Linked DNA regions of Homo sapiens: region 1 is linked to region 2. Evidence: chromatin loops called from intact Hi-C (ENCODE). Cell type or tissue: gastrocnemius medialis. All regions are shown on one strand. Links, peaks and the distances in the headings refer to the core of each region. The heading gives the core; the rest is flanking DNA. Region 1 has its middle 400 kb from the start of FOXP1-AS1. Region 2 has its middle 460 kb from the start of FOXP1-AS1.

Region 1 (10,674 bases), core at 1,760-9,759, 56 kb before region 2:
AGAACTACAATTAGCCAATCGGAATTAGTTTAGCCTGTGTGGTCTAACCCTAGCCAATAGGGGAAGGACACATTAGGGGCCACGTGCGTCAGGGATAAGAACCCCTTCCCCTCCCTTGTCCAAGTGTGCACTCACCATTGTTTCATCTGTAAGGGCGCAACTTTCTATATAGAAGTAACTTGCCTTGCTGAGAATTAAAAAGAAAATTTTATATTCGAGTGCTCTTTCTTTTGTGGCACCGAAACTTTATATATAACATTTTCTGAACAATGTTGTAGCAATGCTATTGGTACCCACCCCCCTCATATTCCCTGGAGCTTTACTATTGTAGTGCCCACAGGCCAACTGCTCAACGAAATAAAAGAGGATACAAACAAATGGATGAACATTCCATGCTCATGGGTAGGAAGAATCAATATCGTGAAAATGGCCATACTGCCCAAGGTAATTTACAGATTCAATGCCATCCCCATCAAGCTACCAATGGCTTTCTTCACAGAATTGGAAAAAACTACTCTAAAGTTCATACAAAACCAAAAAAGAGCCCGCGTTGCCAAGTCAATCCGAAGCCAAAAGAACAAAGCTGGAGGCATCACACTACCTGACTTCAAACTATACTACAAGGCTACATTAACCAAAACAGCATGGTACTGGTACCAAAACAGAGATATAGACCAATGGAACAGAACAGAGCCCTCAGAAATAATGCCTCATATCTACCACTATCTGATTTTTGACAAACCTGAGAAAAACAAGCAATGGGGAAAGGATTCCCTATTTAATAAATGGTGCTGGGAAAACTGGCTAGCCATATGGAGAAAGCTGAAACTGGATCCCTTCCTTACACTTTATACAAAAATTAATTCAAGATGGATTAAAGACTTACATGTTAGACCTAAAACCATAAAAACCCTAGAAGAAAACCTAGGCAATACCATTCAGGACATAGGCATGGGCAAGGACTTCATGTCTAAAACACCAAAAGCAATGGCAACAAAAGCCAAAGTTGACAAATGGGATCTAATTAAACTAAAGAGCTTCTGCACAGCAAAAGAAACTACCATCAGAGTGAACAGGCAACCTACAGAATGGGAGAAAATTTTTGCAATCTACTCATCTGACAAAGGGCTAATATCCAGAATCTACAAAGAACTCAAACACATTTACAAGAAAAAAACAAACAACCCCATCAAACAGTGGGCAAAGGATACGAACAGACATTTCTCTAAAGAAGACATTTATGCAGCCAAAAGACACATGAAAAAATGCTCGTCATCACTGATCATCAGAGAAATGCAAAACAAAACCACAATGAGACACCATCTCACACCAGTTAGAATGGCAATCATTAAAAAGTCAGGAAACAACAGGTGCTGGAGAGGATGTGGAGAAACAGGAACACTTTTACACTGTTGGTGGGACTGTAAACTAGTTCAACCATTGTGGAAGGCAGTGTGGCAATTCCTCAGGGATCTAGAACTAGAAATGCCATTTGACCCAGCCATCCCATTACTGGGTATATACCCAAAGGATTATAAATCATGCTGCTATAACGACACATGCACACGTATGTTTATTGTGGCACTATTCTCAATAGCAAAGACTTGGAACCAACCCAAATGTCCATCAATGATAGACTGGATTAAGAAAATGTGGCACATATACACCATGGAATACTATGCAGCCCTAAAAAATGATGAGTTCATGTCCTTTGTAGGGACATAGATGAAGCTGGAAACCATCATTCTCAGCAAACTATTTTAAGGACAAAAAACCAAACACCATATGTTCTCACTCATAGGTGGGAATTGAACAATGAGAACACATGGACACAGGAAGGGGAACATCACACACTGGGGTCTGTTGTGGGGTGGGGGGGGGGAGGGATAGCGTTAGGAGATATATCTACTCTTAAATTACGAGTTAATGAGTACAGCACACCAACATGGCACATGTATACATATGTAACAAACCTGCACGTTGTGTACCCTAAAACTTAAAAAAAAAAATGAGTTCCGATAGACCCTTTCCTACAAGTTTCTCTGATGTCTTGTATCTGAAGATGCAGAACATGAAATTAGATTTTCTTGATGACCATTATTAGGATTATAAACATCTATAATTGTTCAGCTTTTTCTTCCAAACTTTTCTTTCTTAATGGTTGATTAGAGAAAATTTTGCATTTATTATATATGCCTTGGGTGCCTCCAGCCCCCTGCAGTATTTATCACCTGAAATGGGCAAATAATCTGTTAGAAATATTTGTTAAATAAGAGTCAACAATTATTGAATGAAGTTGCAAAAACTAAGTTCAGAGGACAGAGCTGTGACACCTACATGACAATTATTTTAGGCAATCAGAGCTCTTTTAGATTTTTGGTTTGTGTTTTTTTTTAATTAGTTTTTTGGTAGGGATCATGTTCCAGGTTTCCAGAAGACTTTTAGAACAACAGCTTTCAAAAGGAAAATGATATTATTTGGTTTTTAATTAAAGAAACCATCTTTCGTACACTAAGATTGAATGAAATGTCTACTTTTTAGTCTCAAATAGATTTTATAAAACATTTAAGTATGTAAAAAGTTTAGTTTTCAATCAAAAATGTGTTTATTTTGAACACAAATATACGTAATAAGAATAGAACCAAAAAATTATGTATGTTTTATTAGTTTCCCAGGGTTGCTGTAATGAATTACTGCAAACTACATGGCTTAAAACAACAAAATGTATTCTCCTGCAGTTCAGGAGGCCAGGCATCTGAAATCAAGACGTCAGCGGGGTCGATTTCTTCTGGAAACTCTGAGGAAGAATCTGTCCCATGCCTCTCTCCTAGCTTCTTGTGGTTGCTGGCAACTCTTGGCTTTCTCTGGCTTGTAGCTGCACACTCCAGTGTTTCCTGTCATCTTCATATAGCTTTGTGTCTCCTTTCAAGGACAGCAATCATTAAATTCAGGGCCCACCCTAATCCAGTATGATTTCACTTTAACTTGATTACATCTTCAAAGTCCCTATTTCCAAATAAGGTCACATTCACAGGTATTGGAGGTTAGGACTTGCAGGTATCTTTTTGGTGGGGATAAATTCAACCCCCTAAATATGTGTACATATTAGATATGTGACCATGTGCTATAGAATATACAGTGTAAAATCATACAAAGTATATACTTTCTCTTGATAGATGATTTTACAGATATGGAGGAGAGAATCAACTTCAGACTGATTTTTAAATGGCACCATCTTAAAAATAAAGATTTTAATGTCCTACTTGGAAAACGCATGTAACCTTTCAAGTCAAAGAATGAAGTTCCAACACCAGGAAACTCACTATTCTGGCCATTCTATCTTGATTCTAAGTGAACATTCTAATTAGAACCAACCCTCATAATTACTTTTATATTAATAGCATTATAAGGTAAATGTTCTTCTATCTGGGTTTTATCTCTCTGCTATAAATTGCATTGTTAGCTCATATCATGCCCCTTGCATTATCAATTATTGGAGGCACTTCTTAAACGGAATTGGGGCCATGAGTAATTGGAGAAGCATCTGATAGATGGGGAAATTTTTTACTTTCCCTTGCAAGGCTGGATCTCCATAATTTGGCCGTGAAAACATTGATATAAGACATCGCTTCAATTCATTCTGGGATTTTTTTTGCAATGTCGGTGTAAAAAGCTATTGAGCAGGCAGGGGAATTCCTAACAGATGAACCTCTGACTTATTTTTTAGCTTTTTACTGATGTCTTACAAAGAAGAAAGTACATTTATGTTTGTCAACATAAAAATGCTTTTATCTCTTGGTAAAAACCTACAATACTCTCTGTTGTTCACCAATAGCCACCCTCCCACTAAAACAGAGGAAAAGTTTCTCATTTGGGGAACAAATTTCTCTTTATACACTTTTGAGTTCAACACAAATTGGTGACCCTGAGGAGGAAGACGTTATAGACCCTTAAATCCCTAGATCCACCCAGAAATCCAGCTTGATTCATTTTCGCTTGTTCTAGTAGTCTGATTTATGTCAGGAGACTGTGTTTATGGAGATCAGGTGGCCTTTCTCACAAGCCTTTTTAATTTGCACCATTATCTGCTGATAACAGCGTAATGAGCCTGCATCTTCTGAAAAATAGAAAAAGTGTGCTTTTCCACAAAACACTTGTAAGACTGCATGGATTGCGGGGAAGTGGTATTGGATGCTATTAATGGGATGGTAGCTGACAAAAATGTCAAAGATGTAAGTTATTGTTCCAGGCCACTTGAAACCTTAGAATATGTTCCCCCAGTCACCCTATTAATGGAGATATATTATCTCTCTGAGAATTTCCTGTCAAACTCTGTTAAGTAAATAAAGAATAGGTGAAATATCAGAAACAGAGCTAACAAATGGAGCTAAGGCCTCCACTGGAAAGAAAAGAGCCAGCTGTTTACCGTGCTAATTCGAAACAAAATGAAAATGTATGTTTTTCATCTTTGTGGAATATAATTTTCAAACATAGACTGGAAGTTGGCTTTAGAAAAGACTTTTTTCTTTTTTTGAAAGAGATATTTAGTGGTCTGGTTTGTGTGTGACAAATGTGACTCTGGCCTTGACTTAAGACACATGTCTGGCTGAGCCCTGCATGTTGCCTCGAAATTGAACTCAAACCATGAAGTAATATTTGAGTCATTCAGCCGTGTTACTCTCAATGTGTCAAGATCAGAATGTACTAGAACTTTTTATAGTCAGAGACACAGCTAATTGTAGATACCGACTATCAGGCAGGACCCAGGGAATTTGGTGTAGGTGAGCAGAGCCACCCAGCTCTGTGGTTCCGGTGGTCCTGTGCAGATCTCAACCAAAGCCCATGTCATCCTAGGAATCTAACATAGAATCCATATTGTTCAGCCAGTGCTTCTCAATTAGGGGTGAGCATCCACACCCCCATACCCCCACTCCTGCTCTCCTGCCAGGGACACTGGGCAACGTGTGGAGGCATTTTTGGTTTGCATATTTGGGAAGGTTGCTACTGGCATCTGGTGGGTAGGGACCAGGAAAGCTGCTAAGAATTCTACGGTGCCCAGGACAGGGACCCACAGCAAAGGATTATTCAGCCCCAAATGTTGACAGTGCTGAGGCTGAGAAACCTAGCTCTTTTATTTTTGAGACAGAGTCTTACTCTGTACACCCAGGCTGGAATGCAGTGGTGCAATCTCAGCTCACTGCAACCTCCCAGGTTCAAGTGATTCTTCTGCCTCAGCCTGCTGAGTAGCTGGGATTACAGGCACATGCCACCACACCCAGCTAATTTTTTTGTATTTTTAGTAGAGATGGGGTTTCGCCATGTTGGCCAGGCTGGTCTCGAACTCCTGGCCTCAAGCAATCCATGTGCCTTGGCCTCCCAAAGTGATGGATTACAGGCAAGAAGCCTAGCTCTTGAACAGTGATTCTTAAACATGGATGTGTGTCAAAACCATCTGGACAGCTAAGAAGGCAAAGGCCCAGGCTCATTGAGGTGACTGTGGGGTAAACACACCTGAGAGCAATAACATAAGTACACCCTGAGAATGACCCCGTATGGCAGATGCACCTGCATGTGTTTTCTGAGCTAGGGAATCCAGGAGTGGCCAACCCGGAGATTTCATTCCTTATCTATGATAAATGTTTGAGCCCCCAGCCTGTCCCATCTAACACGGCGCATATAGGGGATTGAGGCCCTGAGTTCTTGGGTTAAATGAAGGTTTCCAGGAGGGGGTTGTTAGTGGGAGGGTGTTAAGTGAAAACGCTATATAATATTTGATTCATGATGTTTGCAGGCGGTTGGGGTTCTACTGCCCCGTCAGTCAGCACTGTAGGAAAGTGGATGTGTTGTCTAGCCAGTTGCCACTGGATCATTTTGGTAATTAAGTTGGTTCTCCTGTCCAGCCCACTGCCACTGGACTCTCCCCCCTGTATGGAACCCCTAATAAAACCCCAGGTCTCCTTTGCTGGCTCTGGGTCTCTTCTTGAACCTGGTGCCTTCACTATTGGAATTAATAGGGGTTTGGCAAAACAGGGAGGGCCTGAGCCTTTGTAGTTTTATCAAGTTTTTACGTGATTCTCACTCAAGTTCAAAAGCCACTGGTATAGGCTATTAATTAGATTCGGAAGTTGGACATGAACCATTTACCAATTTTTTTGGTCACACATTTATTATTTTTTGGTCACCCCTGTAATCTCAGCTACTTGGGAGGCTGGGGCTGGAGAATCTCATGAGCCCAGGAGTTCAAGGCTGCAGTGAGCTACGGTCACGCCACTGTGGTCCAGCCTGGCAGACAGAGTGAGACCCTGTATCTAAAAGAAAACATACAGAAACAACTTTGTGTGATTGTTTTTGTATGTTTTGTCTTCTTCAACTGCTCTAGATTTTTTTGCACAGGAAAATGTATGCTATAATGGTAATTTATTAATCATTATTTTTCTAGGCCAGTATTTCCCACTCAATCTGTGGGTTGTGAAGTTGCTACGAGGACTTTGAGAATCCGTATGTGTGCAAGCATTGCTCATAGAACTGAAAAAAAATCTTACACATATAAATATATGAATATTTTCCAAATTATATAGATGATCTGATTAATCATGTACACACTCATTTAAAAGTATTACTCATTGAATGTTTTAGAAAGAGATGAACACAAATATATCTCTACTGTCAGGTGGGTTCATAAAATATTTAAATATTTATTTTGCAAAGGGATCCTCCAAACTTAAAGGCACCTGCAGACTACATTTTCGAGATTTTTCCACAGTTTTTTTTTGAGACAGATTATTTGCCCATTTCAGGTGATAAATACTGCAGGGGGCTGGAGGCACCCAAGGCATATATAATAAATGCAAAATTTTCTCTAATCAACCATTAAGAAAGAAAAGTTTGGAAGAAAAAGCTGAACAATTATAGATGTTTACAATCCTAATAATGGTCATCAAGAAAATCTAATTTCATGTTCTGCATCTTCAGATACAAGACATCAGAGAAACTTGTAGGAAAGTGTTTTTTTTAATCACTGTATCAGTTTCTACTGAGATCCATGTACAGTTCTATATCTAATACTTGGTTTAGAGCACTGTTGCTCTAAGCTTGATTTCTCAAATAAGTCACCTGGGGATCTTGTTGTCCTACAGATTTTGATTGAGTTTGCCTGGACTTGTAATTCAGCAATCACCACAGGCTCCCAGGAAATGGAATGGCCCTGACCCTCAGACCACGGTTTGAATAGTGGGAATTCAAAGATGTTAGTTTCTGGAAGTTTATGCACTTTTGGCACCACGTATCTTAAAATACACTGTTGAAATGACTGGATCGTAGTAAAGCGGGGAGAGAAAACCAACTAAACACAATAATGCAACTCACATTTCACTTATGTAAATGTTATAGAAAGTCCTTGTACTTGAACTGATTAATTTTTTTTAACGGAGTGTTACTAGACAATAAGAACATGGGAAGAAAATTCAGATGAGAACAAAATTCCATATAGAAGGTGGCTTAGTATGTTAGCGCTGTTATAACAAAATATCTTAGACTAATTTGTACACAGCAAAAATGTATCACTCACAGTTTTGGAGGCTAGGAAATCCAAGATTGAGACCCAACAGATTCAGTGTCTGATGGGGATCGCCCTCTTCTTGAAAGAAGGCACCTCGTTGCTGCTTCCTCATGTGGTGGAAGAGATGAAGAGGTTCCTCCAGCCCTTTTATAAGGGCACTAATCATGAGCTAATCACCTCACAAAGGGGCCACCTCTCAATACCACCACATTGGAGATTAGGATTTCAACATATGACTTTTTTGGAAAGACACAAACATATCAGAAAGCTTTGACAGCAGGTGACTCTATCGGCTGGATGCTCCAGATAGCCCTGAACATGAATCACATTTTATTCCCAGCCAACCCCCTATCATTACTTCTGCAAGCACCACCACGGAGAAAATCAGCAACCTCATGGCTTGCAGGTGGGATCGCTCGGGTCACTTTAGAGGCTGTCACATCTCTTTGTAAATGTTTCTAGATATCCCTCCCTGACTCCCCAGGACCATTAATTGGTTTGTTTATCTGTGGTAGAAACAGGATACTAGTGGAAGAAAGCAGGCATATAATAGGTTCTCAGTGTGGGTTTGTAGATTAGTACCAATGAATATAGGACATGTTGGCCCAATTGGCATTTTCTCCTCTGGCCTAGATTCTGGTACTAAACTCTGGCTAATAAACTAAAGCTTCTATTAAAGCACACAGCAGTGAATTAAAATATAGATGTAAAATATGCCTTGACAGCTGACCTTGGAAACACAAAACTCAGAGGTACAAATCATGTATCCCCACCAACAGCCAGACAGAGAACAGACTCCACCTAACTGGGGGCAACATCTACTCACTCCAGCCAATGGGTGTGCTGCAGGAATAGGGGTTTCAAAATTCTCTCAATTTTCCAAGGTGAAAATCTGAATTTTTTATGTGTGAAACCTCCTGATTTTAAGTATGGAAAAAATAACTTAAAAAATTCAAACCTAGGTGTAGAAAAAAAAAATGACACTGGAAGTTGACTTTGGTTTTCACGGCACCAGTTTACAACCTTTGGTCTACAGCAGTGGTTCTCGAAGTGTGATTCTCTGACCAGCAATATCTGTATCACCTGGGAACTTGTTGGAAATGTAAACTCTCGGGCGCCACCTGGGATCTACTGAGTCAGAGACCCTCAGGGAAGGTCCCAGCAGTCTGTGTTTCAATAAGGCCGCTGTGAGACTCAGCTGCAAGCTCAAGGTTGTCAAGCACTCGTCTAGAGCTTTCCTGATGTGCCCTGTGCCCAGGTCAGTTCTTTTTTTTTTTTTTTTCTTTTTGAGGCAGAGTCTTGCTCTGTCACCACCCAGCCTGGAGTGCAGTGGCACAATCTCTGCTCACTGCAACCTGCACCTCCTGGGTTCAAGCGATTCTCCTGCCTCAGCCTCCAGAGTAGCTGGGATTATAGGCGTGCACCACCACGCCTGGCTAATTTTTTGTACTTTTAGTAGAGATGGGGTTGCACCATGTTGGCCAGGCTGGTCTCAAACTCCTGACCTCAGGTGATCCACCAGCCTCACCTCCCAAAGTGCTGGGATTATAGGCATGAGCCACCGCGCCCGGCCCTGGATCAGTTCTTTCTTGCTGCGAGGCTCCTGCCTCAGTTTACTATTTAGTGCGAGAATTCCAAGTTTCCTTTCAAATCGGAGATCTGAAATAAGGCTATTCTCCCTTTTTAGCTATTGCACTGAGGGGCTGTACCTCACCCTCACCTGCCTGTCACTGGCTTGGGTTGGTTTTACTTTAATCTGTTCCCAACCTGCCTAAATCTCTAGTCTGGAAACCGTTCAGCCCCTTTCTTTCAATACCCAGATGAAAGATATGAAATGGCTGTTTCTGTAGGTAAAAAAATGGTTGCATCTGATGCAACATATTGGTAATATTGTTACTTGTGGTATACTTGCTTTCTACAATGTATATTGTCTCACAGAATTGTTGTCAGGAGTACATAAAATCATATATATCACATGCCTGGCCCACTGCTTGGCACACAGTAAGCTTTTAGTAACTGTTAGCTATTACAGTTACCATGTCTAATACAATGATCCAGCAAGACAATCATTCCCTTGTTTAGGTGAACATGTGGAAGCTCAAGGAGTTAAATTCTGAGAAATTGCATAGGTCAGAAGAGGCAAGTACAGGGCTTGAACTCTGGGATTTTATTCCCAAATTTGTGCTCTGTTCCCCATGGTGCATGGTCTCTCCACCTGTGTTGGTGAGCAGGGCTGCAGGGGTTGACATTTTTTTCCAGACACTGCATTTTGACCTGCTGGGTCCCCTCGTCTAAGGCAGAGTTTCTGCTTTAAGACAGTGGGAACGCCAGGGTCATGGCTAGCTCCGAATGATCCCCTAGCACTGACTCATCCGCGATTCTGTGCACAGTGAGACGTCAAGGGGGAGATACAATTGGGAGGAAGCAGTTCCGGATTCAGTACCTTCTGGCTGGGTTGAAATTGCTGGAGGAAATTTCATTCCTGGCCACTAGCGGAACATTTAGGTTCCCCTGGCCCATAACCAGGAGCCCAGGAACGGCTCTTCAATGTGTGCCAAGGGCATTGGTAGGGAAAGCCCCAGGTCAGACAAGAGGGCCAGCAGAGGCAGCACGGGTAACGGTGCTCTATCGGTGAAGTATTACCCAAAAGAATGGGGTGACAGAGCCACTGGAAGGTTTGTGTCTGCCACTGATGGTGGTCCTCACCAAGGAGGCAAGAGCCGGCTGGATTCTTGACCAAGCTCTGCCTGCAGAACCAAGCTCCCACAGGGCTGCACCACCTGGAGGAGTCATCTTTTTCTGATTCTCTCAAAGGTAGAGCTGGGGTTCATGCTGGTCCCCAGTAAAGGTCAGCAGGGCTAGGGAAGAGGCTGAGATGTGGATGATCCCATATAAGACAGAGCAAGAATTCTATAGGGCCTTTGAAATCAGGTGTCATTGAGGGACGATAAAATGCTGTCTCTTGCGAAAATCATGTATTCCTTCACTTATTCAGCACGTAGTAGACTTTAGTTTTTAGAGCAGTTTGAGGTTTAGCAGAAAGGGCAGAGAGTTCCATACCCCTCCCTCTCTCCTCCTCCTACCTCCCAGTTTCCACTATTATTACCATCTTGCCG
Region 2 (10,674 bases), core at 1,900-9,899:
AAAAATATTTATGAACACTTACTGTGCTCCAGGCACCATGCTAAGCCATGGAGATGCACCAGTGGAATATCTCAGGTAACTTGCCTGCTCTCAGGAGCTTAGTCTCAGGCTGTGGCTGGTTCAAGGGCAAGGAGCATCAGGCAATAAATATGGGCAAATAAGCAAAAGAATTGTGGACTAAGGAAAATAAATGCTATAAAGAAAATAGATATGTGTAGGATGGAGAGTAACTTGGGGGAGGGAACTACTCTAAGCTAAGGGAGAACTTATGCTAAGGTGGCTAAGAGATAAAAGCTGGAAGAAGACAGTGAACCAGTGATGTTAAAACCTGAGTTTGCTCAAGAGCAGGTCAGGAAGTTTAAAGGCCCTGAGACAGCCAAGCACTAGGCTTATAGGAGGAACAGAAAGGAAGTCAAGCATGATGAAGTAGCTAGAGTGAGTAAGAAGAGAGAGTGGTGAGGATCCACTCAAATGGTTTTAGCTTAAGAGTGATATCTGATTTTAATTTAAAAAATACATCCTGAGGGCTCCGTGAGGGACTGATTAAAGAGAGGTAAGAATGAGTGCAGGGAGATTTGTGAAGGCTATCTAGTATTTCAGGCAAGATGATGGCAGCTTGGACCACGTGGATGCCATGCAGATGGAGAGAAGTGGATTGATTTGGGATTGATTTTAGAGTCAAAACAGACTATAATTTCATAGTCAGTTTATTCTAAGGTTTAAAACACTTTTTTCCATCATGCACCTAAGATTTATATGGAGATTTATGAAATGGTACCCACACAGTGCTTTGAATTCCTTGGAGGGAAGCAAAGCATTATTATTATTTTCTTTACTCATATTGTGAATTTATTAACTTTTAACTCCTATATTGGGGTAGGTATTTCACTGACAGCTGGGGTCTCATTTAGCTAACCAGGTGCCCATGTTAAACAAAGATTATATTATTATTGAAGTTATTATTAGAGAAATATAATAGCTCATGTTGAATACCAATAACAAAACCTAATTTCGTATAACTCCAGCAGGCAGCCTTAGTTATGGGGCACAGGTAGGTGTACTCAGTGAGTGTGTTTCTGATGCTCAACATCTTCTTTTCTTACCAGTTTTAAGGGGGTTTAAAATCTTGAGTGATTCCAGACCAGTTCATTCCAAAGGATAGCTTTGCACAGTTGTCAAAACCAAAACCTTCTCCAGAATTTTAAATTAATCTCTTGAGGGATAGAGGGTTAGGATGTTGACAGGGCAAAAGAAAAAAACATCCAAATTAATTGGTCCTTAAGAAGTAATTAAACCCAGGAAATTTGGTTATAGAAGGAAGGGTAATTTTGGAATAGGCTTATGATTAAATTTAAGAAAACATAATAAATGCAGTAAGAATATACACGCATATATTTTTCATAGATTGGAGGACAAAATCAGAGCTAATATATGACCTGAGAGCATTCACATCTTCCTCCTCAAGACCCTCCTTCTCCAAAATCAGATTGTACCAGGCATGAAATTCATACAATTGTGAACACCATTACTTACAGTTGTTTCAGAAAACATGTTAGAGCCAGCAAACAGGATAATATGACTTAATGAGGCAATTGTATGTAGAAACTCTGGATAATATCTGAATGAATTATCAATGAAAAATATCCCATAATATAAACTGGGCACTGGTTGAGGACACGACCACTGCTGTTGGTGTTGATGAGCATCAGTGGAGTGCAGCATAAAAACCTGGAGATGAGTGCTCTCTGGGAGTCAGAAAATCAACAAATAGTTGGAAGATGAGCATTTTCAACAGCATTAACCCAAATAACAAGTCAAATGGGCAGAGGAAGCATTTCCTCCAACTGAGTGATAAGTTGTGAATTCTGGAAAGAGTGAAGCATGCTTATCTTTCTCCAGACCCTTTGCTCTCATCGTCCATGCTCCCCTCTATCATGACAGACATTGCTATTGCCTTAGTTGCCTACCCAATTTTTGCTCTTCTTTTCTGTTCCTAGAACCCTGATTTTGTTTGGGATGATCACGTGCCTAGATGAGCCCAGCTTTCAGGTTCTCTTGCCGCTAGGTTTGGCCATGTGACACATTTCTGGTTAATAAGAAATAAGCGGAAATCCTTTGGATTGGGCTTCCTGGAAAGCTTTTGCTTTCTTAATTGAAAAAGGCTGGATTGGCATATCTTTAAACTATTTTTTTAAGCCTATCGCCCTTTGTTTTACTGCTCTTCTTTGTGCCAGAAACATGGATGTGAAGCCTGGAGATGGAGCAGGCATATTAACAACATGAGACATACAGGACAAGGACAAAATCTCACTAATGATGGTGTATTAGTCCGTTTTCATGCTGCTGATAAAGATGTACCCAACACTGGGTAATTTATAAAGTAAAATAGGTTTAATGGACTCACAGTTCCATGTGGCTGGGGAGACCTCACAATCACAGGGGAAGGCAAAAGGCACTTCTTACATGGCAGCGGCAAGAGAGAATCAGCATCAAGTGAAAGGGGTTTCCTCTTATAAAATCATCAGATCTTGTGAGGTGAGATGTATTCACTACCATAAGAACAGTATAGGCGAAACCACACTAAATTATCTCCCATTGGGTCCCTCTCACAACATGAGCAAATTATGGGAGGTACAATTCAAGATGAGATTTGGGTGGGGACACAGCCAAACCATACCAGATGGTGTGGAAGCCAGAAAGAGCCTGGCAGTGTTGAGCAGCAGTAACAATTCTGGGTTGCCTATTTCCAGATTTCTTCATAGGTTTAGAAGCCATGGTTGGCTGAGCTTTCTGTTGCTTGTACTGTACGCTACCTTGAAACACTCAGCTTCACATTCAGCTTTCACCTCATTTGCACAGTAATCATCTGTAAGTTTCCCAAGGGCAGGAACAAAACTTTCTTCACCTACAATCTCTCTATGGTGCCAAAGTAAAGGCTGAAGACCTAGGAAATACCAAAGTACTTTTAGGTGGTGAAAGGGATGCAAGAAATCAAAGGTTTCTTTTATACCAATGATTCTTAACCAAGATTGCATAACAGATCCACCATGTGTAAATATGTATAGAAATAAACTCACAGATGAGCGTAGTGGCTCACGACTGTAATCCCAGTACTTTGAGAGGCTGAGGTGGGCAGATTGCTTGAGCTCGGGAGTTCGGGACCAACCTGGCCAACATAGCGAAACTCCGTCTCTACCAGAAAATACAAAAATTAGCTGGGCATGGTGGTGTGTGACTGGAGTCCTGGCTATTCGGGAGGCTGAGTTAGAAGGATTGCTCGAGCCTGGGAGGTGGAGGTTGCAGTGAGCCGAGATTACACCACTGCACTCTAGCCTGGGTGACACAGTGAGATCCCCATCTCAAAAATAAATAAATACATAAAAAGAAAGAAAGAAACTCACATACACACCTAGGCCCTATCTTCAAATATTCAGATTAAGAAGGTCTGAGATGGGACCCTGCCATCTGTGCTTAAAAAAAATGAAAATCCCTGTAGATGAGATTGAAATCCTTTCTTTGTACAATTGCCAGGAAACTTGGCTTTAATTTTAGGTCCTACTATACGTACCTATCTGTCTCTGTTCTCCAAATTCTCCCTTCCAGGAAAGTCTGCCATTCATGGGTTTCCTCAATGTTTCTGTCATATTTGGAAACTTAATGGCAAGAACCTTTTCCCAACTCCCACATTAAAGCAACCTGTTATTTTATGGTAAAACCCAAAGGTTTTTCTACATTAGCCATTTAGGAGGAACATAAATTGGAACAAGTAAGGGTTAAATCGTGAGCTATGCGCAGTGACTCCTGCCTGTAATCTAAGCGCTTTGGGAAGGTAAGGCGGGTAGATCGCTTGAGCCCAGGAGTTTAAAACCAGCCTGGGCAACATAGTGAAATCCCATCTCTACCAAACAAAACAAAACAAAACAAAATTAGCTGGGTGTGGTGGTGCATGCCTATAATCCCAGCTACCCGAGAGGCTGAGGTGGGAGGATCACTTGAGCCTGGTAAGTTGAGGCTGCAGTGAGCTGTGACTGTGCCACTGCACTCCAGCCTGGGTGACAGATCCTGTCTCAAAAAAAATCGATTAATCAATCAATCATGGCTAGCCAGTCTGGAGCATTTTCAATGAAAAGGCTTCAAGTATATACCTAGTAAGGAGTTAGTAAGATCACTTCCCTTAAGTAATGAAATATTTTCAAGGTGGTTAAATATTGGTTGTCTCTGGAAGGGTCAGGTAGAGAGACAGGGGCATCCAATCAGGTAGGGGCACTCGGGGGCTCTAGTGCTATGGGGCTTATTTCTAAAAGTGGGTGGCAGTTCCATGGATAATTGTTATCTTTATACCTTGTATATGTGTTAGAGATATGTTGTGGGTATAACATTTTGTATAATAAAAATTAAAAATATTGGGCAATTTAGGCAATAGGCATTGCAACTATTCTTTGATCAAAGAACATAAAAACAAACAAAACAAAAAACCAAAATTTTTTTAAAAAGCTGTGTTTCATACAAATTTTCTCTAACAGTGAATGATTCCAATTTCCAGCTTCATCATTTTCTTTTCCACCACCTTAGTACACAAATTTCCTTGATTAAGGAAGTCAGCTATAATAAAACAAATGCCCTGGCCACATTAGAGAGCTCATCTCTAAAGTAAGTGGCATTTTATTTAGAGCAGTAAGGGTGTAATTACTTTCTACTGATCCTCAACTTACGAAAGGGAGAACAGGTCATGGAAGGTTGTAGATCTATCTTGTTTTATTTCCAAACAAATTCTATTTTTATTTTGCTCTCTTGGGTCAGGCTTTCCCGGGATCTACACTACAGGAGAGAGATGCAAAAGTGTATAGATTCCCACAGAGTGGGCAAACTTGCAATTGTATGATTTCAAAAGCTACTTACTTCCCGTCCAACTTTGCATCCTCTTCAGAATGAGAACAGAGAGTTGGACATTTACACGCATGCCTTTGTTTCCTTCTCGAAAGTGATAGAGGATGAGGTAAGGCAGTGACAGGCAAAATTGTAAGGGGTTTGCTCTTCCCCTATCAAAAGTCTGTGGTTTGGCTCCATAGGAAAGAGTTTTGTAGTCAATTAGCCAAACTATGAACTCAAAATCCACAACACAGTGCCTCAAAGAGTCCATTCCAATCTACCGTGACAAGCTACATGAACCTATTTACCACCACTGGTGAATGTTGAAGGCCAGTTCCACGAGTGAGTGGGAAATAACGAATTGCTCAGGCACATTCTGAGACTTCTGCTTTTTATGATTCTCCATTTGGGGATGTCAGCTTCCTGGAAGGCAGGTCTTTGAGATGTTAAAGACCAAATCCCCCACACTGAATGAGATGATTTCCTCCCAGCTTCCTTAAATTGCCCAGAACAATAGTTCTCAAAATTAGTATGCATTAGAAACACCTGGGGCTCCAGCCCCATAACCTCAGGTAGGTCTCAGGTGGGGCTCAGGTAATTCTGACACAGGTAGCCCACATCTGTACTTTTAAGAACACTACCTCTGGGATGCTCCAGTTCCTCTTTGGAGGGAGACTTTCATTTTTGGTGGCTCTGGGGATGACATACATGGTACAGAGGCATCTCTTTCCAGTCCCCACTGTTCCTACACATTTGGCTCAGACCTGAAACCTGGCACCAGATGAAAGGTTTGTCCTAATTTTCCTGCCACTGATTTACTCATTGACCTCTCTACTGCCAAAAACAACAAAAACCAAAAAACAAAAACCCCAAACTTAATAAATTCCTGACACATAACAGGCTCTCAAAACCCTGTGGAATGGCTGACCACAAGAATCCAGTTTTACTTCAGGAAAGAGGTCCAAGAGGCCTCCTGGGATATATCTGAGGGTCTTTGAGGTCTTTCATCTGTATCAGGTCTTTAAATAACTGTTGGAAAAAAAATTTATAAAGATCTCAGGAGCCCACTCCAAAGTCAAATACTGTCAGTTGGAATGTGCTTGGAGTGACTCGATCAGGGGGCTTTTCTGCTATGGAAAACTGGGAAGAGCTCAGCTGTCCACTGACTCAGGGGCCCAGCCACTGTCTGACAACTTCCTTTCTTGCACAAGCTGCCCACTATGCATAAAAGGAAAAAGCTGGCAGCAGATGTTTGCATGAGAGTTGTCCAGTCAAAAAACTGGCTCCAAGTCAAGTTAAAAATAGGGCTTTATAAAATAGATCACACTTGTTCAGTGACAGTTATTCACTGGTCTTTGCATCACCAAGGTCAGTGTTGCCAGCTGCTTTTGATATAGGGAAAGAATTGGCTACTGTTTCCCATGATATCTTTTAAAATGTTAATGCCATATTCTCAGCAAGTTCTCATCCCATTTTACTGTACAGGACATCAGCCTGACATACGTCAGATTGGGACATAAACCATTCATTACCGCTGGGTCCACCATCTCCCTCAGGGACAAGTGAATTGTCTGGATTCGTGGAGAGCTTACTACTACATAATGCCTGATTAAAATAAGCTTTCATCAGTTCAACACATATTTACTGAGACGTGCACTCTGACAGACCTTGTGCAAGGCCCTGCAGAAATAGCAGTGAAACAGCCCCATGTGGCCTGGCCTCATGGAGCTTTTACCCAAGTGCTGGAGTTCTTACCTCTTCTGTGCTATAGAGCTCTTTTGAAGTTTGGTGAAGCCCATGAGCCCCTTCTCAGAATACTATTTTTAAATATATTAAATACATAGGTTTATAAAGTAAACTAATGATAATGAAATTGTTAAATATATAAATACTGTGTTATAATGTATATGTGCTTCTTTACTAATGCACATTGGTTTGTTTTGTTTTGTTTTGTTTTGTTTTTTTTTTTTTTTTTTTTTTTTGAGACTAAGTCTCACTTCACTGCCCAGTCTGGAGTGCAGTGGTGTGATCTTGGCTCACTGCAACCTCTGCCTCCTGGGTTCAAGTGATTCTCCTGCCTCAGCCTCCCTAGTAGCTGGGATTATAGGTGCCTACCACCACGCCCGGCTTATTTTTGTATTTTAGTAGAGATGAGGTTTCACCATGTTGACCAGGCTAGTTTCAAACTCCTGACCTGAAGCAATCTACCTGCCTCAGCCTCCCAAAGTGCTGAGATTACAGGCGTGAACCACCGCACCCAGCCTACTAATGCACGTTGAATAAATTTTTGCAGCATGTCTAGAAAGTACCATAATTTAGAAATGATGAGCATAAATGGTATTTCAAGAAATCAGCAATATCTGTAATGTGATATAAAATGTCTATGATGTATTGTTGACAAAATCACAGCTACTGTTAATGCTACTGTGTTTTGTTGCCTCTATTCATACTAGAAAGAATAAATTTCAGTTTGAGGTTAGTGAAAAAAATGATGCAATCTTTTTCCCAATTAAGTTTATAGCCCACCTCCTGAATATCTATCTGTGGGGGTTTGTCAAGCCAGGTTAATCATTCCTGGCATTGGAATAGACACTGAATTTGATAATTCTACTACACTATGTCTATATCTACATATTTATATAGAAATAAAATATGTGGTAGGTTTTGTCACAGAAAGGTACAGATGCTATTATAATCCCTACTTCAGGTGTTGGTAAGGGAAGGCTGAGATATTTGGAAGAAATAACAGGTAGGTTAGGACATAAAAAATAAGATCAAATGAAGCGAGAGGTGTAAGGAGAGAGAAGTAAGTACTCTTTCAGGAAAAAGAAACTATATATGCAAACTCCATGAAACAAAATAGAGCAGGTATAGGAGGGATGAGAGAAGTTTCTAGGGCTGGACCATGGGGTGGTGAGGTGGGTGTGGTTTGGAAGGGTTATGAGCCCAGACTGCAGCAGTGAAGACACTGGAACATGAAGAAAGGTAGTCCATGCTAAGGAGTTTGTCTTTATCCTAAGGCCAGTGATAAACCATTGTTGGTTTTCAGGAAGTGTGCGAATTGAGGAGATCAGTTGACTCCTGTGCAGAATGCAGACCAGGGGATAAAAGGATAGAGGCAGAGAGACCAGTTAGAAGGCTGGTGGGCTACTGTGGCCACTGATTTAATGTGGGGAGTGAGGGCGTGTGGGAGTGAGCTGGGATTCTGGTGCATGATGGTACCATTTACTGAAACGGAGATTGCAGAAACAGACGTGGGTTTGGGGTCAGAGAGAAATACTAAATTTGGTTTTGGACATGGTGGAGTCCATGTGCCTGTGAGAAATTCTAGTGGCTATAACCAGTATGCAGTTGTACATCTGCATGGAGCCTGATGCATAGAAATAAAACTGGGCTGGAGATACAAATTAAAATAGCCTTTTTTGTGTGTTGGATACCAAACCAAAAATTCTAAAATTGGTGAAGAACTATACTGAATCATGTATTAAGTATTTTCTTTTAAAAACCACCACTTAATGCTATGTATCTGGCATAATATATAATTTGTATGTATTTTCTCAATCTTCAAAAAATTATTTGACCCAGGTATATTTGTACTAACTTTGTAGACAGGAAAATGAATACTAAGAGAAGTGAAGTAACTTGTAGATCATGTAGTAGGAGACAGAAACAGGCTTAAACCAGGTTGTCTGATGTAAAACCCCTGCTCCTTTAGCTGGGCATGGTGACGCACACCTGTCCTTCCAGCTACCTGGGAGGCTGAGCGGGGAGGATCACTTGAGCCTGAGAAAGTAGAGGCTGCAGTGAACCATGATAGTGCCACTGCACTCCAGCCTGGGCAACAGAGACCCTGTCTCAAACAAACAAACAAGCAAACAAACAACAACAAAACACAAAAAAACCACCTACGCTCCTAAATACTGTGTCCTAGGGATTTCTTAACTAATTGCCTTCCTTAAAAAAAAAAAATCATAATACATCATTTATAGAAAAGAAAACAGAAATTTCACTTTCTCTCTGTCTCTAAAAGGTCAATTAATTTCTACAGATTTTTCTTCACATTTTCCTTTGAGGGTACAAATTATATCTAATGAATCTTTTTATCCCTTTCATTGCATTGTACAATATTCACTGAGTACATATATATTAAATGAATGGAAATACAAGTTTCACCTGACTTAGATTCATGAAGTAAGAAGAATATGCATGGAAATTTTATGAATTACTTAAAATTATGTTAGTTGCAAGAGACATAAACCTATAAACCTGATTCAAACAAGTTTAAGGGGGAAAAAAATGAACATTATTTCTCGAATAGTTGAAGTTCTCATCTTCAGGGTGGCTGGATCCAGGTACTGTTCAAATACATCACTAGCTTCGGTCGATATCTTTCTTTAGTTGGTGGGGTTTGTCATAAGAATGCCCCCAGTAGCTCCAGACTGACATCCTCTTAGATTCATTTCCAGGAAAAAAGAGCTTCTTTATTCCAGTCATTCCAGTATGATTCTTTGAATTGCATCTCTCTGGTCTGCCTGGAATCGCATGCTCATTTGGAGCCAAACTCTGGCCAACAGGAAAGGCTGTGATGTCTGGCTGGGTCTGAGTCATAGGTCCACCCTTCAAGAGAGAGGTTGGAAGTTTGCGGGTGAGGATGAGGGTCCTCCCGAAACCATTCGAACTGAGAGGAGGAGAGGGGTGGATTCCCCTGCAGCCACCCCTCCCACCCCCATGGCCAAATCCAGCCTCTTCTAATGGTAAAGGGAGGAATATGTGCTGGGCAGGCAAAAACAACAGATGTCCATTGCATTTGGCCTCAGCAAAATAAGATTCTGGTTTGTCACAAAGAATGCAGTTTTCATATAAATATCTTTGTGTCTGGAGATAAGAATATTTCCACAACAGTAAGTTCTATAGTTAACTATTCAATCACCAGGTGTTATTTTACAAGAGTTGCTTTGTGATTTTAACTGAAATTGAGTAACCTACCCAAGACATAACATTTTAAGGGCATCTAACTTCACAAAATGAAAACAAAGATTAGCAATGTCATCTGGCCTACTGTGAGGAATTTCTAAAGCTATATACTCTGTGATTAAAAAAAAAAAAAGATCATCTCTAACTCCAGTGTAACTTCTGTGCAAAGAATAAGTGACTTATCTTAGAGCAGAGTAAGAAAACTAGCCCTCATTATCTAAAATCTATTTGGTTCCTGAATTCAGAGTGTGAGTTATCACAGAGTGGGACACCTGTATTGGTTTTAGAGTAATCATCCTCTATACTCTGATAGGAAAACTTTTACTTTTTTGGTGTATCCTCATAAACACCAATGACATACACAATTATGTAAATGTAACATTTAACAAAATAAGAACAAAATTCTATCTGTTGAAGATGAACTATAGCATTCTCAAGATGTCTGACAGAGTTAGTTTTGTCTATAAGTAAAGTGAAAGCAGAGAAAAAGAATAACTAGCTGTCTAATGGTAACTGTTAGGCAAATACGTTGTCATTGTTAGCACTGAGTCTGTGGAGCCAATGTTAGGATGCCCCTGGGTGAAACATGTCTAGACATTTCTTAAAGAATAACTGCATCTCATAACGAAACAGAGCAAAATTATATTGGGGTTTTTCTTTAATTTTGTTTTCTCCCTCTCCCCGTTTTGTTTTTGGCTTCTAGAGAGAGATTAATGAAGGAAGGAATGATAAGAAATTGTCCGAGGAAACTGATGAACATAAATATTTCAAGATCAAGAGAGGGCAAAGTAAGATGCAATTAACTAATTGAACACCTACTATGTGCATGGC

Evidence for each region. Peaks named below come from ENCODE experiments on the same cell type or tissue, not always from the same donor. Only the 100,000 strongest peaks of a DNase experiment are listed, where the experiment ranks them.
Region 1: a loop joins it to region 2, with 5 times the contacts of the local background. A loop is called at or near these places in 2 of 110 quality-filtered maps.

The regions. Positions count from the first base shown.
Region 1 is chr3:70,883,835-70,894,508 of GRCh38, reverse strand. No RefSeq gene overlaps it. Among named protein-coding and RNA genes, the nearest start is that of FOXP1-AS1, 400 kb to the left of the region's middle. In gastrocnemius medialis, for the core only: no CTCF peak of the experiment used is centred there; DNase peaks (open chromatin) are centred at 4,623 and 5,188; H3K27ac peaks cover 1,425 bases.
Region 2 is chr3:70,828,053-70,838,726 of GRCh38, reverse strand. No RefSeq gene overlaps it. Among named protein-coding and RNA genes, the nearest start is that of FOXP1-AS1, 460 kb to the left of the region's middle. RefSeq lists an enhancer at 5,032-5,610. In gastrocnemius medialis, for the core only: no CTCF peak of the experiment used is centred there; DNase peaks (open chromatin) are centred at 6,086 and 9,456; H3K27ac peaks cover 538 bases.